Regions from separate parts of the Mus musculus genome. Here region 1 is linked to region 2. A link is a loop called in an ENCODE intact Hi-C map of the cell type or tissue named here. Cell type or tissue: left cerebral cortex. All regions are shown on one strand.

The links. Peaks named below come from ENCODE experiments on the same cell type or tissue, not always from the same donor. Only the 100,000 strongest peaks of a DNase experiment are listed, where the experiment ranks them.
Region 1: a loop joins it to region 2, with 6 times the contacts of the local background. A loop is called at or near these places in 3 of 42 quality-filtered maps.

What each region holds. Positions count from the first base shown.
Region 1 is chr12:102,394,179-102,396,678 of GRCm38, forward strand. Lgmn (legumain) reads right to left here. Exons shown (of 14, transcript NM_011175.4): 12 at 1,466-1,636; 13 at 664-731; 14 at 1-434. The coding sequence ends at 392. Among named protein-coding and RNA genes, the nearest start is that of Lgmn, 44 kb to the right of the region's middle. In left cerebral cortex, no CTCF peak of the experiment used is centred here; a DNase peak (open chromatin) is centred at 1,558.
Region 2 is chr12:102,718,644-102,721,143 of GRCm38, forward strand. All of the region lies in intron 1 of Gm30296 (a long non-coding RNA gene), which reads left to right. Among named protein-coding and RNA genes, the nearest start is that of Gm30296, 9.1 kb to the left of the region's middle. In left cerebral cortex, a CTCF peak has its summit at 1,150 (motif pointing left); a DNase peak (open chromatin) is centred at 1,141.

The sequences.
Region 1 (2,500 bases), 320 kb before region 2:
TAATTCTCCCATAGGGGCTTGCTTTCCACCCTCTTCTTCAGTGAAATCACTGTGAAGACGGCAAGAGGTTTCAGCTTTGAATTTCTCAGACGATTCCTTCCCTGGCTAGAGAAGCCGCGGGGAATTTGCTCTTGAAAGCTAATGGACAACAAAACAAACCAAAACAAACAAACAAAAAAACTCCTAAGAAGCAAAGTTCCTTCTTCCAGAGAGCTTTACCCACCCAAACTGGCTTCTTAGTAAGCAGGTATCTTCAAAAAGCAAGCCCTGGGGTGGGCGGGCAGTATTCCTGGGGGCCAGGGGCGCGGGTGCTGCCTCTGGCTCCGCCCTTTCAGTCTCTGGTTGGTTCATATTCCAGTGGACTGTGCTCACTCATTGGGAAGCGAGCTGTTCAGTAGTGACTAAGACACACTTTGTCCATGGCCATCTCTATCCTGCAAGAAACAGGAAGATGAATCAGATGAGTTAAGTCAACCCTGCAGAAAACAAGACATGGGGGGAGTCATGCGGGACAAAGTCCCTAGCCATCACCACTGGGAACCCGCCCTCCCATTCCACCAATGAGTGGCCTCAGGAACTACAGTCTCCTCAGGCCAGTGGTGCCCTCCCCAGTACATCTGGAATGATGCCCATCTTCCCAGTGCCAGCCAAGCGCTGCTTTACCTGTCAATCGGATATGGTGCCTCACAGAGATTGGCCAGCACATACAAGTACCGCAAGGCATGCTCGTACTGCAAGAAAACAGAGACCCACACGTGAGCACCTCACCATGCAGTAGTCACAGAGACAAAGCCATTTCAGCCAGGAGTTGGAGGTCCGTTTGGGTCACAGGTCTGCCATCTTCTTTCGGCAATCTGTAGGCATTCACACGCTCTCCCGGGGAGAGACAAACATTCGCACACAAACCTCAGGGCTGCTGGGGCTGCTGAAACTCTGTCCAGCTTCAGCTGATTCTGGGAACCCAGCTGAGGAGGGAAGCATGACGCACAAATGCCAAACTGGACGACAAAGGTTCAAAGCCAGGCTCTGCCAGGGTTTGGTCTACGGGCCACAGTCTGCCCACCTTGCTCCAGGAGGAGTCAAGCATCCCATTGTGACCACAGGGCGTTTTAGGGACCGACTAGCTGACTGACTCTACAACTGGCCGAAACATAGTTCTTCCTTCTCCATAGACTAGCGTGTGCTCCAACAATGATAAATCTTGGGGAATAGACAGAAGACATCAGGAGGAAGAAAGAAGCCAATGTCTGGAGATGTGAGGATGATGCGAGGGTTGTGGGGGTCACATCATCATGAGAAGCAAGCACCCTTCAAAGGCAACAGTAATGGGAGTTGTCACCTATGACTCTGGTAGACAAGACACATGACTACGGTCCAGAGAGAATCTTTCCATACAAGCCAGTGCACCTGAGTTTAGCACTAACATCTCAGATGCAGGAGACCTGAGGACCCTAGCTGGGCTCACCGTGACAGAGTGCCAGTTAAAGCAGTGTGTGCGGAAGTGGGTTACAGCCTCCTGGTAGCAGTCATGTGCTGTGAGCATGGTCCTCTCTGACAGATGTCTCTCAGCAGTTTCCCCAAATCCCGCCAGCAGGGAAACGATCTTGTGCACAGACTTCTCAATGACGTGCCTGGCCTAGGGAAAAAAAAAAGACAGGCAGCATTTCAAAACGAGTCTAGCTTAAAGTACTCTCCCCGGGCTCTATAGTAAGCAGCATATTCAGAGAACTATCCTGACACTGCCCTCAACCCACCGAGAATTAAACCAATTTAACAGATGCATTCAAGAGAGATGCTAGGTATGTGTTTGGTTTCTGTGACACTGGAAAGGCCAGACCTTCTAGATCACAGCAGAACTGACCCGTGTCACCTGGAGGTTCGCCTGTGCCTGACTGAGACCTGCCTCAGCACACTGCTATCCTCATCAGTCCCTGCCTGCTCCTGGGCACCTCTGCATGCTCAGGAAACCAGGGTGAGTACACAGAGAACACAGGCCACACACACCCCCCCCCCACTACGTGTTCCTCCCAGATGATGAAATAGCAACATAAAGAAGGCACTGCTGAACCCAAACATCCACGAAGTCTCTGACCAACCCAGTGTTCATCTTCTGCATGGATGAACTGTTCACACTCGCCAGAAACTGTGTGATGGAGCCACGTGTGGTCCCAAACACGGGGGTCCCTAGAGCCCTGCGGACCCCGTAATGGCTTCCCATGCTTCAGCAAAAACCCCAGGGCCACAGAGTAAACACCAGCTGTTCCCTGTCACACTGGGCGCAGCCGTCGGTGGACGTGAAGCAATGCTACTGTGCTGCATGAGTTCAATGTTGTTTTTATCTTGATTCTTTTTCTTAGTTTATTTTACATAAAGGTGTAAAGCAGGAAACTGTTGAATCAGTAAGTGTGTAGGCTTAGAGATAGTTTTCAGATTTACTGCCAAAACCAGAGAAATTCTACAATATACACAATGGCTCAGAGGCCAATACAAGGAAACTCTG
Region 2 (2,500 bases):
AATAAGACAGTCCTACCTCAATGCTGCCCTCAAGCTCACTCCCAGCTATCCTGAATATGCTGGGAGCACACCTGGGCACATCTGGTTGACTCAGGGCAGACTCTCCCTGGTTGTCTCCTATTGGGATAGATTTGCAGTATTGGTGGCCTGAAGTCAAAGCTCATCTTTGAGTGGCTCTCATGCTTCACCAGTAAAGCTGAGGATAATTGACTGCTCAGATTCACACAACATCATGGAGGCAGAGTTAATAATGTCCAATGCAGGCCTTGTAAGAATACCATCCCACTCACAGCATAACTGAAGGGTGCATCCAAATCTCAGTTTCTGCCTATGGACGGCGAATGCCTCAGGCATTGTGCCTGAGTATGTAAACCAGAGTCTTGGTTCTCTCACCTGTAAATGGAACATGGTAATTCTAGACTGCAGGGGTTTCCTGAGGATACAGTGGGACCACTCACTGGAATGTAGGCATTGGTGCAAATGCCAGGAACTATAACCAAACCAAAATATGATGTGAGGTCAGTCAGCCTTCGGGAAAACCTCAACACTATAGACAAAGTTAACGGGTGGGTTTTATTTTTGAGACAGGGTCTCACGTATCCCAGACTGACTTAAAATTCCCTATGCATCAGAGTATAAGCCTAAACTTCCGACTTTCCTGCCTCCACCTCCTGTATTCTACAATTATAGGTGTGCTTCTCTGCACCCAGTTTACCTAATCCCAGAAAGAAAACCCAGGGCCTGGAGAATGGCAGACAAGTGCTCTACTCACTAAGCTATATTTCCCAGCTTCTCCCCACCACGGGGTGAATTTTAAAAAGGACTGAATGTGGGTCACCTGACTGCCAAATCCCCCGTCTGCTAGAGTTGCGCCTGAACCCTTTCTACACAGAGTTCTTAGGGAGTTAACCTAACCGAGGCAATCTCTCCTTCATCTGGTGCCTGCTGTCCCCTGCATTGTTCCAGACATTGGGGTGCACCTCCTGCAGCTCATGCTGGAGGTAGAGAAACAGGCAAGAAACAAATTAAAAGTATCAGGTACAGGGGAATAGTGGGTGGAAAGGGGTGGGATGGGAGGCCTGGGGGAGGGGGAATAGAGTGCAAAGACCATACTGTTTCTTGCCCAGTGCAACAGCGCTACCTAGTGGACATCTTGGAAATTTGCATAGGCTAGCTATTAATTACAGAGTATGCCTGGTGTTGACTGATGCCAGCACCAAAGATCCTGCCGTGCACAAGAGAGTTAATGTTATAAGGAATGAAACCGCTCTGCTTTTGACACTCTAGAACGTCTCAGAAGGCCAGTTTTGTCGCTAAGAAGTTTGCTTACATTGGGAGAAGCCACCTCAGTTTTATCATTGTATATGAAGAATTTTATACTCGCTGAGAGAATTGAAGAGTCACGCACCCGGAGGGAAAGGCGGGTCGTTGCTCCAAAAGAATTGTTTGCTGTTGTTAGGAAGAGGGAGGGATACTTAACTCCCAAGTTACAGGCACGCCTTTCCAGGGCTCACAGAGTTCTGATTTGCATGGTGGAGTCCAGTTCACACTCTGGAAAGGCAAAGAAGAAAGATGCCATCTTTACTCTCAAGAAGCTAATGGCCGGGAGCTGGGGTAGTAGGTAAATGAGCACTGAGCCCCATGGGACCCTGAGGTATCTTGGGGCTTGAGGCATTAAGAACAGCTATAGTGGTGGCACACGTCTTTAATCCCAGCACTTGTGAGGCAGAGGTAGGTGGATTTCTGAGTTCTGAGTTCGAGGCCAGCCTGGTCTACAGAGTGAGTTCCAGGACAGCCAGGGCTACACAGAGAAACCCTGTCTTGAAAAACCAAAAATCAAAACAAAACAACAAACAAACAAAGAAAAACCTTACAGCTATATATAGCTTATAGCTATAAGCTATAACCTCTGTATGGAATTTGAGCCAGTAGCTATCAGCCCACCTGTGTCCCTGTGACTAGGTACCCATGCAGACAGCTGGCAGGATGACTATATATAGAAATAGAGATTCAATCAAAGTGGATTCTCCCTCATAATTTTGGTTTTTGAAAACTGTGGGCATGGGTAGCTTTTCTTATCTGTGAATGTTTGGGGTTTTTTTTTGTTGTTGTTGTGGTTGTTGGTTGATTTTTCAAGACAGGGTTTCTCTGTGTAGCCCTGGCTGTCCTGGAACTCACTCTGTAGAGCAGGCTGGCCTCAAACTCAGAAATCCGCCTGCCTCTGCCTCCCAAGTGCTGGGATTAAAGTCGTGCACCACCATGCCCGACTTGTGAATGTATTTCACACTCATGAAGTTGAGGGGCTTTTGCGGAGTGTTTTGAGGAAGCAATGTTCAGTGGCTGACAGGAAAGCTCAAAACCAGGGGCAGAGGATCACAAGCTAAAGGAAGCAGGGAGCTGAGGGCATGTCAGAGAAGGGTTCTCTGGACAGCAAGCGTGAGTGCAAAGATACAGGAGGAGAAGGGTATGGGAGATGGACCCGTGGGCAAGCTGCTTGCAC